Linked DNA regions of Homo sapiens: region 1 is linked to region 2. Evidence: chromatin contacts called from ENCODE Hi-C or POLR2A ChIA-PET data. All regions are on one chromosome and are shown on one strand. The core of a region is the stretch at or near the end of the contact, and the rest is flanking DNA. Distances in the headings are between cores, read along the strand shown.

What was found. A loop is a pair of places that touch in the nucleus more often than their neighbours do. ChIA-PET counts read pairs that join two places held with the same protein, here RNA polymerase II (POLR2A). Pooled maps may share reads with other maps.
Region 1: a loop to region 2 is called in a pooled map, with 2.8 times the contacts of the local background. The contact joins two enhancer-like sites. A Hi-C loop is called at or near these places in 7 of 50 pooled maps. POLR2A ChIA-PET finds 5 or more read pairs at or near these places in 4 of 52 experiments (H1, MCF 10A, OCI-LY7 and 1 more).

What each region holds. Positions count from the first base shown.
Region 1 is chr14:74,945,120-74,950,819 of GRCh38, forward strand. PGF (placental growth factor) reads right to left here. Exons shown (of 7, transcript NM_002632.6): 3 at 4,238-4,434; 4 at 3,388-3,464; 5 at 1,260-1,289; 6 at 1,094-1,156. It overlaps LOC107984690 (a long non-coding RNA gene), which reads left to right. Exons shown (of 3, transcript XR_001750826.3): 2 at 121-3,880; 3 at 4,186-5,108. Among named protein-coding and RNA genes, the nearest start is that of PGF, 7.6 kb to the right of the region's middle. RefSeq lists a silencer at 1,340-1,389. Within about 2 kb of position 1,397, at least 10 of the 41 ENCODE cell types and tissues checked have a DNase peak (open chromatin) inside an H3K27ac peak, as active enhancers do.
Region 2 is chr14:74,590,442-74,596,051 of GRCh38, forward strand. All of the region lies in intron 2 of LTBP2 (latent transforming growth factor beta binding protein 2), which reads right to left. Among named protein-coding and RNA genes, the nearest start is that of LTBP2, 19 kb to the right of the region's middle. Within about 2 kb of position 2,555, at least 8 of the 41 ENCODE cell types and tissues checked have a DNase peak (open chromatin) inside an H3K27ac peak, as active enhancers do.

The sequences.
Region 1 (5,700 bases), core at 147-2,646, 350 kb after region 2:
CGTGTTGGTCAGGCTGGCCTCGAACTTCTGACCTCAAGTGATCTACCCACTTCGGCCTCCCAAAGTGCTGGGATTACAGGTGTTAGCCACTGCGCCCGGCCACTTTTGAAATTCTTTCAGGAGATTCCCGAGTGAAATGTCTGAAGACTGCTGCCTTGGGAACAGGAGCCACGGGACACTTTCTGCCTCCGGCTGCCGGCGGGTAACTCGGGCCTGGATGGACTTCCCTGCCAGCTTGTTTCCCAAATTGCCGCGCGGGCCCAGAAAAGAGATGAGAGCATAAACCCCTAGGGGGCGCAGTCCCCAGGATCCCTGTCTTCATGGAGTGGGGCTCATGGGGTCAGGGCTTGGGTCAACTCCACTCCATAGCACGAAATGACTTCCTGGAGTCACGTGCGTGGGGGAGGCTTAGCCCCTGAAGGAGAGCCACCTCTCTTCAGTGACTGATTGACTGTGCACGTGAAATATTTTATTTTTTCTATTTACTCTCACAGATTTGGGTTTTCCCTCCTCTCATCCTTCTCTCCCAGCCACACTCAGGCCTGGGGCTCCATTCTGCTGCCCACAAGGTACGAAGTGGGTTAGAAGCAGCAAGGGGACCCACAGGCAAAAATACTCCTGGGAGACAGTGGCGAGGGGCACATGTTCCCCGGGGCTACTAGGAAGTGGCCCCAGATAACGTCTCAGCTGATGACAGACTTTTAATCACTAAAAGGTAAACACTAATGTGCAGGAATCCTGTTTGTTTGCTCACAGATGTACCTGACACACAGTAAGTGCTCAGTAAATGTTTGTAGAGTGACTGAATGTTTGCTGGACCTCCTGCCCCTCATTCTACACAGAGAAAAGCTAGGCTGACAAAGGTGAAATGATTTGTTGAAGGTCAATGGAAACCTAGGGCTAAGCCGGGACAAAAACCAAGGTCCACTGATGCTTCCTGGGCCCTAGAGTCTTGAGGAGGTGCAGCTCCCTGTTCTGCCCCCAAGACTGGCCTCAGTCCTGCCTCTCCCCCTCCCCAACCTAACCCTGGCGGCAAGGCGGGGCTCCCCTCGGGCCCAGCCTCCTCGCCATCCCTGGGACCCCGCACACTCACAGGTGGCAGTCTGTGGGTCTCTGCTTCTCTCTCCTCCTCTTCCCCCTGCCCTTGGGTCTCCTCCTGCAATAAGCCAAGCGTCAGGACAAGGTGGCTGGGGAACCCCATGCTAGGACAGAGGCTGGCAGGCCCGAGAATAGCCCCGAGCCCCAGCCAAACCACTTACCTTTCCGGCTTCATCTTCTCCCGCAGAGGCCTAGGGAAACAGACAGAGAGAGGGGCAGAGGAACGTTAGGAAAGCAATAAGTGGGGCTCCCTGCCGCCCGGACAGGTCCCCTCCGACATCCCCAGTCCTGGTCCTGCAGCTGACACTGAGGCCACTAGGGGGTAGCATGGAGTTGGCAAGGGAGAGGTGGCCAGAGCCTCAAGGCTTCACTCCCACTCCAGGCTCTGGTGACCCCACCACGAGAGGGACAAATCAACCTCCTGGGGACCCCTGCCACCCGCTTCTGCACTTCTCAGCCTCTTGGCATCAAATTTGGTTGTTTCTGTCTGTTCTCTGTTGCTTTTTCTTTCTCACTTTCTTTGCTGCTTTTTTCCGTTCCTTCCAGGGTGCATTCTGGGAATTTCCTCAGGGACAGGAGATGATGGCCAGACAGCGGACTGGCTGCCTGTCAGGGCACAGCCCCACTCCATCCGGAACAACATGGGGAGTGAGCGACGGGGTGGGAGGAAGGAGGGAGCATCAGCCCTGAAGTCACCAGGCATGTCTGGGCTCTGCCTCCCAGGGCTGTGGCTGTTGGCCCAGAAGCAAGAAGAAAGGTGTCCCTGTTGCCTGGCCCCTGGCAGGGGATAGGGCCTCAGTCTTCACTGGGAACAGTGGGTAGAGACATGGGACAGCATGGTAGCAGTCAGCTTTGGGGCCAGGACATGCTACCCTCAGCTGGTTCCTCCCTTGGGAGCCAGGGCAAGGTACCAGGGCCTCTTGGGACTGTCTGGTTGTACCTCTCCATATTGGGCAAGTGACAGACACTCTTGGAACCTCAGTCTCTTCATCTGCCTGCCCCAAAAGAGTGGCTGTCAGGGCAAAGGGGATGGAGAAGGTGACTCTGGGTCACCACCCAGCATTGCACCCAGGAGGGTTCATTACCGAGCTCTTGTTATATGGCTAAGCTCTGGCTTGGAGGGATGGGTGGAAACAAGTTGAGGCAGGGTCTCCAACACTCCAACAAAAGGGGCAGCCATAGCCCTGCCCAGGAGGCAAGGCTAAGCCTGGGGGCTATTAGAAAAGTGGTCATGGCCATGAAAGGTAGCCTGAAAAACGAAGGCTTACGAGTTAGGTCAGGGCCCAGAATCCCTCCTCCCACACTCACTAGCTGTGATAAATCATGAAACTGTATTGAGCCTTGATTTTCTCATCTGTAAAATGGGGATGACAATAGGGCCTACCTCCCAGGGTTGTTATGAGAGCAGGAACCTTGCTCACCACTGCATCCCATCAGGACAATGCCTGGCATGTGGTAGGTGCTCAATAAATGTATGTGACTAAATGAGAAACATTCAAGTGCCTCCTGCGGGGCTAGGCACAGAATAGGTACACAATAAGTGGTAGTCTTCCCTCCTGCCGCCCCTGGCTAGGGCTCTGGACTTCTAGTCTGGTGCCTTCATCCATGGCCCAGTAGTACCAGGAGCAGCAGCTCAGCCCATTTCTCTCTTCCCTGAACCTAGCTGGCAGTGCCAGGCCTGTTGCTCCTGCTAACCAATGTTCCAAGTGCCCCCAGCACAGGCAGCAAGACTGGTGCTGGTCAGAGGCTCTGTGGATTGGGAGGGGCCGTAGAGGGGTGCTGCAACATCAAGGAAGCCACAGTGTCACTCTTCTTCTGCCCCTTTTCTCCTACCCGAGCTTGTCCTTCTTGCTGCTTCTCAGCCCCGTTTGCCCGCTCCTGTGGGCACACAGCTTGCCCCAGAACGAAGTTCAGACTTGCAATGTCTTTGCCTCCAGGCACCTCTTTCAGAGGCCCGTGGCAGCTGCCTCCCATCCCAGAGAAGGGGAACGACACGCACCGAACCCCTGCGAGGCTGGGAGGGACCCACCCTCTCTCTTCCCTTGCAGTATCTCAACAGCTGTACCCCAGCTGCTGGGACCAGCTCCCTTGGCAAAACTGGCTGGTGGGGGGACAAAATGAATGGTAGCCACCCCTGGTCCTGCCCTCTTGGTCTCCCTCAGTCTGGAAAAAAGTTCAGCCCGCAGCGGGGATGGGCAGCCTTTGCCTCTGCCCTGGGACCCATCTTTGCTGAGGCTGCCAAGAGGACGGGGGCCTTTCCTTGCTACCCACCCGACCCCGGAGACCTACCGGCATTCGCAGCGAACGTGCTGAGAGAACGTCAGCTCCACGTAGGAGGGCCGGTCCCCAGAACGGATCTTTAGGAGCTGAAGGAAGAAAGAGTTGATGCCTGGATTGGGGAGTGGCCCACGAGTTTCCGGCACTCTTCTCTCTCTCCTTGTAAGGAGAACCCGACTCTGTTTCCTGCTAGCCTGTGGACTACAGGCCCTCACTCCACTCTGAACGTGGGGCAAACAGCTCTCTCAGCTGCATGGGGATCTGAGGGAGGCCCCTGTCCCTCCCTGCCCGGGAGCACTAGCACAGCAATAGCACAGGAAGGGGGCTCATGTTCTGGAGTCAGAGAGACCCGTGTTCAGATCTTGACTCTTTTACCTGCTGAACAAGTGAAATAACATCTCTGAACCTTGAGTTCCCCATCCGTGAAATGGGAATGACACCAGCCTTGAAGGATTGAATGACACACCACTTGTGGCACGCCTAGGACAGTGCTTGGCATTACTCAGTAAGTGCTCAGTAAACCACTGCGTGTGTGACATGTAAGCTGCACTTGCTTGAAAAGGGACCAAATGCTCCTGGTGTCAACAGGGACTTTATACAAGCAGATTTCTTTCCAGCTTTAACTAGACACCCTGAGTCTTGGGATAGGACTCAGCGTGAGGCTGAGAATGCTGGTGGGGGTGGAGATGAGTGGGCTCAGAGCCATCGGAGGGCTTAGGAAGAAGAGGCCCTGGGCTGGGGTGGTAGGAGCACTGGCCTGGGAGTCAGGCTCCAGCCCTGGGACCTGGGCCTATCTTCTTCCCTCTCCAGGTACCTTCTAGTGGGCAGATTCGGTGGCCCCCTGGGCAGGGTATGGACCTACCTGCATGGTGACATTGGCCGTCTCCACCGGCACACAGTGCAGATTCTCATCGCCGCAGCAGCCGGTGCAGCGCAGCAGGGAGACACAGGATGGGCTGAACATGTGCTCCACCTCGCTGGGGTACTCGGACACGACGTCCACCAGCCTCTCCAGCGCCCGGCAGTAGCTGCGGCCCCACACTTCCTGGAAGGGTACCACTGCGAGGAAGCAAGGGGGCTGGGTCAGGCCAGCAGAGACCTGCCCCTTGAAGCCCTAAACCTGGCTCCCAAGGCCCTGCTGGCCTTCCAGGTTCAGCCCCCAGCCCCATCCGAGCTCCCTCAACTCTGAACTCCTAATGTGATCCCTCCGAAATGCCTGCGGGCCCCTTAGCTCATCTGCTGGATGGAAATCCCCATGGAACAGAATCTCTCAGGGTCCCAAGCTTTGCTCTGTCCTCAACTCAGGCACCCACGTCTGCCTTGGCTCCCTGGAGCTTTGAGGATTGTAGCCCCGGCAGCTACCCAGGCCCTCTGGATCTTTCTCAAGCCTGACCCGGTGCTTCCTCCAACTTGGAGAACTTGCAGAAAACAGTCATTCCTGGAGTCATGCAGGGAGGGTTGGCCTTCCCTTATTCCTCTGCTCAAACACCTTCCACGGCTCCCTCATTTCCTGCCCCACTCTGTGCCAGCTCCTCTGCCTGGCAACCAAGACCACATCCAGCAATGTGGCCCGACCCTCCTCTCCACTGAGTCCAACCAGCGCTCACACTGAGCCACGGCAGCACCACATTCACTCCCAGCTCTGGCTTGTGCACTCTGCAGCCCGTACAGCTGCTCTTCTTCCCCCTCCTCTCATTTCTATCCAAATAAAGTCCACCCGCCATTTTCCACGACCTGCCTCCCCACCTCCTCTTTGAAGACTTCCCCAGCAATTCCAGTGCACACAGATGAGCCTCCCTTGAGCACTGCTTGGCCTCTGGCCTCAAGGGGTTGCCTTATCTCCGGCACTGCTTGCTCTTATCTCCTTTACAACCAACTCGAGGCTCCATGAGGGCAGAGATGGACGTACCCGTAAACACAGGCTAAGTCACTCCTGGTTGATTAGATGACATTTCACTGAGGATCATCCGGGTCATCCCTGACCTCACGATGTCCTGGCGATCGTGAATGGGATCTTTTGGGGGCTGATCTGGAATCCCTCAAAAGATGCTGCTCTTTCGGGGGAAGGCCTAGGACCAGGCCCCAAATAGAGGCTCACAGGGAGAGTGGCCAGAGTCAGACACCTGGCTTCCAGTCCTGGCCCTACACTGGCTATGTGACCTTGGGGAGATCACTTAACCTTTCTGGATAGATCAGTTTCCTCAGGTGGGAAAAAAGAAGGTTGGGAATAAATGGTTGCTAAGGTCTTTCCCTCTCTGACCAACCGCCTGTGAATCAGTGCCTGCAACCCAGCCCAGCCCAGAGACCATGGACAGAGAAACACCC
Region 2 (5,610 bases), core at 1,305-3,804:
AAAAATACAAAAAATTAACCAGGTGTGGTGGCAGGTGCCTGTAATCCCAGCTACTCGGGAGGCTGAGGCAGGAGAATCACTTAAACCCAGGAGTGAGCCGAGATCGTGCTACTGCACTCCAGCATGGGCGACAGTGAGACTCTGCCTCAAAAAAAGAAAAAGAAAAGAAAAAGAAAATGTGATATATATATACACCATGGAATATTACTCAGTCATAGAAAAGAATGAAATAATGTCTTTTTGCAGCAACTTGGATGGAGCTGGAGGCCATTATTCTAAGTGAAGTAGCTCAGGAATGGAAAACCAAATACATGTCATCACTTACAAGTGGGAGCTAAGCTAGCTAAGCTATGGGTATGAAAAGGCATACAGAGTGATACAATGGACTTTAGAGACTCAGAAGGGAAAGAGTGGGAAGGGTTGCGGAAAAAAAACTACATATTGGGTAAAATGTACACTACTCCGGTGATGGGTGCACTAAAATCTTAGACTTCACCACTAAACAATTTATCCATGTAACCAAAAACCATTTGTACTCCAAAAGCTATTGAAATTAAATATATATATAAAATAAGATCTTTCACTGTCTAGAAATCCAAGACCCCAAACCCTGTGAGCCAAGCCCCTACGGCACACCACGACTCACTTAGCTCTGGTTCTGCCTTGCTTGCTAATAATACATTCCGAAAACATGTAGTGAGCACCTTATCTTGATCAGACTGGGTGCCGAGGCCAGAAAGGTGAACAAGACTGGGCCCTGCAGAGGGAGAAGCCCTGGCCAGTGGGGGTTCCCACATTCCTAGAAACCATTTTCCAAGCAGGGAATTAGGTCTTCAGTGAGGGTTAGGGCTGGCAAACTTTGGTTGGTACAATGAACAAACAGCTCATGGGAAATGAGTGGTTAGGGGGAACTGTGGAAATGGCATTTAGTATATAATAGCCTAGTAAATCAAGTTCTAAAAGGCTTCCAAACCAGCCAGACGTGTTGGTGGGAAAAATCCCCTCAGGAAGGTAACCCTTCTGAATTAACCATGTAGGATGCTGTGCAGAGGCCCAATCTGCTGAGGCAGAGCCTCCAAGAAGTTTCAGGTTTTTGGAGGTTTAGAACCAGCTCTCGCCGGCTTCACTCGCATCCTCTCTTGTTTTCACAAGTCTCGGCAAGATGCCTGGAACTACCTGGCTTCCTCACGGAAATTAAGCATTGTGTTTTGAGCTGAGTGTTTGCATTATGGGATTGAAGTATGTAGACTCCTCTCCTCTCTCTCCATTCCCCCAAAAGTCACCCCTAAATGGTCCATGATGGTGGCTTCCAGTGCCTGTCTATGAATGGGACAGTTCTGACAGTTTTTACCCATCTGCCATAAAGTCAGGAAAAGAAACACTTTCCTGGGTTGTTTCTTTTTCATAGGCTATATTTTTCCCATCTAAAGAGTGTCTTTTGAGATGATGTCTTTTCTACATTTTTGGAGTTAAAATGTTCTTTTTAATTAAAGGTGATGACAAGTGGTAATTAGTTTTGTTTTTTGTTTTTTCCTGATGGCTTCACTTGGAAAAATGAAAAGCTGGCCACTGCATGTTGGTACTTAAGATATTTTTGGAAACATTACTGATGCATGAAGTCCAGTGACCCTTCGGGAGGGAGGGGCAATCGTGGTTGTGTGTCCTTTTGTTTAAAGGAGACTGAAGTGAAACATTCCTATGCCAAATGAGCATGATTTCAAAACTTAAATATCCAAAAGGAAATCGGCCATCTCAGAATCTCCAGTGGCAGAGGCTATTGCTTAGAGCAAAGAAGGAAACGCTGAGGTCCCAGGAGAGGCAGTTCCATGCGGTGCTGTGGGAATTTTAAGAGAGAAAACCTCCATCCATGGTGGGCCAGCGAGTCTTCATGTTTTGCCCTTGGAGTTTGATGCCTCCAATTTTTCCTCAATAGTAGAGATCCTAGAGGTGGGTGCGGTGGCTCACGCCTGTAATCCCAGCACTTTAGGAGGCTGAGGCTGGAGGATTGCCTTAGTCCAAGGGTTGCCCAGCCTGGGCAACAGACCAGGCCTTATACTTATATATTTTGTAGAGTGGGACCCCATCTCTACAAAAAAAACTTTAAAAATTAGCTGGGTGTGATGGTGCACACCTCTAGTCTTAGCTACTTGTGAGGCTGAGGTGGGAGGGATCACTTGGGCTCAGGAGTTTGAGGCTGCAGTGAACCATGATGGTGTCAGTGCACTCCAGCCTGGGCAACAGACCAGGCCTTATACTTGAGAAATCAACCTAGTATGGGTTATGTGGTTCTAATGAATCTCCACTTGATTATTGGTCCGTTTATCAAGCATGATACCGCGATGTCCACATTTAGCCTGCGGGAGTTGATCTGCAGAAGACGGAATACCCCCCAGCCCCTGGGACAGTACCCTCGGACAACCGGAAGACTACACTGTGACGAAGCCTCCTCGCTTGCCAATGCCAGTCTCTAGCCATTCGTAATTTGGGCTCCTCCAGGACCCTTTCTTTTCCACACCCCCCTGGCCCGCTCTTCACTGAGCATTAGAGAGGTGGAAAGTCCCAGCTTTGGGTGTTCCGCTCTGTGGAGTCAGCAGGACGCCAAAAGAGGAAGAAAACTCCTGAAATTGCTTTAAAAGCAAGAAATAAAAGGCATTGTTCCCCTAATCTCCCCATGTTCCTAGCTGAGCCCCTTCTCCCTTCACTCCACCCCAGAACAGTCAACAGAGGTTTGCTCAGATTTTCCACACAAAACCCCTACTTTTGGGAAGGGACCAAACTCAGAATGGGCAGGCCTGGGAGAGATTCTAGAAACAGCCCCTCCCGACCACCCCATGCAGGCTGCTCCTACCATCTGCTCAGAGCCCCTGCTCATTGGCTACTGGGTAGTAGCAAGAACACGGGGTCGGGGGCAGGAGGATTGGTTTGGTTTGACCCCAGCTCTGCTACATCTCAGCTGCATGACCTTGGACACATGTCATCTCGCTGAGATGTCTCCACCAGTGTGCCAGTGGCCTCGTCCACGATATGGGGCTGATAATTCTTGCTTCAAAGAGCTGTTGTGAGTGTCAGCTGAGCACCTGGACGTGGGTGTACTTTGTACTCTCTAAAGCTGTGCTGTTCAAGAGAGTCTCACACTGTAGCCACGAACTGTATGTGGTTATTTAAATTTAAATGGATTCAGATTAAATAAAATTTAAAATTCAGTTCCTTCAGTCTCACAAGCCATATTTCAAGTGCTCGATACCCACATGTGGCTCAGGGCTACCACACTGGACAGCAAGATATAGAACATTTCCATCATCACAGGAAGTTCCACTGGCCAGCACAGCAAAGCCTAAAACAACAACAAAACTAACCACTCCCCCAGAGGCCAGATGGCCTCTGAGCTTCTTGGCTATGACCCTTTCCCCAGGAAAGGGCAATGTCAACTCAGGCCCTCAGGATAAAAATCCAATCTAGCTTATAGGGCTGTTGTGAGGATTAAAAATGAACAATATGAAGCGCTTAGAATGGTACCTGGCGCACAGTAAGAGCTATCACGTTCATATCATTCATCCCCAAAACCAACTCTATATAGATTGTTATGCCCATTTTATGGACGAGGCCCTGTGGCTAGAAAAGGCCCAGTCACTTGCCCCAGGACACAGAGCTGGGACTCAAACACGTCTCCAGGGATCAAGCCCTGGTTACAGAGATAAACAACCAAGGGCCATGGTGCTGGGTGGGGACTGCTTTCTAGGTGTCAAATATAGCCAGGCCCCTCCCCACTGCCACCCTACCCCCCGGGCAAGGCGTTTGTCATCGGCTCTCTCTCCTGGGCCCCAGAGACACCTTTGCCCTCCATCTATGACCCGTTAGATAGAGGAGGCACCAACTTCAGGGTGGGCCCCTTTAGCCTCTCCCTTCCTCAGTGGCTTCCAGTGCCACCCGCTCTGGTCTGGGGGAAGAACTTCAACTCCAGACTCTGGGCCCAGCCCCCCATTCCTGAAGCTCAGCTGCTTCCCAGGTTAAACCTCCATTTTCCCTAAAATCTGTGCCAGTGGGATGCTAAGACCCTATCCACTGAGCCACCCGATCCCCTCCTCAGGCCGGGGCCCTGTCCCCTTTCACAGCTAGAGGCCTTCGCAGACGGGACAGTTTGCACCTCATCCACAGTATTTACCTCAGACACCCCTGGGCATCCAACTTGGGACCCTCACCTGGAGACCTCAGTTTGTCCCTGGAATCTGCTTACTGGGGGGTCCACCTGTGGCCCTGAGCTGTTTCTCCACAACCTTGACTTTTGGTTTCCACAGGAAGGAGAGGGACCCTGATGTCAGAGATCCCCTAGCCCAGGGAATCCCTGTCTGGCTCACACCCACACTCGGAATCCACCCTCGGAATCCACCTCAGAATCGCTCTCTCCACTCTCAAGCTCTGCCCAGGGGCTGTGTCTCCCAGGCCCTGACTGAGGACCCGAGCCCCCAGGCTGTGGGAGAAGTCAGGGCCTCAGGGGCTCACCCAGCTCCCACACAGCTGTGCCAGGACCATGGCTCAGGACGGCTGGAAACTGCACTGGGGCTCAGGGGCCGGCCAAGTGCCCAGCTCCAAAATAGCAGTTGTGTTCGCATAAAACCTCCTAATGAGAGAAAGATGCCGTTCTTGGCCCCTCACTTGCTCTCTGCAGACGCTGTCTGGCAGACCAAGCGGGCCTCTACCGTTTGGGTTTGGCGGCTGGAGGGGAGGAAGGGGAGGTGTGAGTCAGACCTTGGCCCCCAGCCCTTCAGCATGGACCGCCCTGTTAATTGCATTAACAAATGCTGCAACACTGGGCCAGGTCAGGGCTGGGGAGCCGCGGGGCCAGGGGCTGGGGCAGAGAGCAGCCCCAATCCCACCGGCTCCAGCAGGCATGAGGAGGAAGACTCTGGGCCCAGCTCATGGCCCAGGGCTGAGAGGCCTAGGCTCCTCTCCAGCTGCTGCCCCAAAGCAGAGAAGAGTTGTCTGTCCATCCCCACAGTCCCAAGGCTTGTCTGGGAGGAAGCCTCAGTGCCAGAGGGGCCCCAGAGGTGAGACAGGCTGGGAGGGGTCCCTGGGGATGAGTCTTTTCCAGAGAAGCAGCTTCCAGGGGAGACAGTTCTAGGCTGGAGTGGAGCCAGCCATCCTCCCACAGCAGCACCAGCCCCGCGCCCAGGCCCAGGATGGTCGGGAAGGATGAGAACACCACCCCAAACACTGACAAATCAGAGAGGCCAGGGCAGGGGCATGAAGGACAGTTTGGCCCTGCAGTCGGAGACCCATGTTTGAGTTCTGACTGTGGGATCTCACCTGGGGCCAGTTTCATCACCTCTGTGAGCCTCAGTGTTCTTCTCTAGAAAACAGTAATGCATTCAAACGCACGATTTGCCAGGATGGCAAACAAGAGAGACTGTCCTTTTGGGGCTTACAATTTAGTCAGAGGGACTGTCACTCAATAGGTAAACAAAGAAGTGGAGCAGGATGGGCGTGGTTGCTCATGCCTGTAATCCCAGTACTTTGGGAGTCCGAGGCGGGTGGATCACCTGAGGTCAGGTGTTCAAGACCAGTCTGGCCAACATGATGAAACGTCTCTACAAAAATACAAAAATTAGTCAA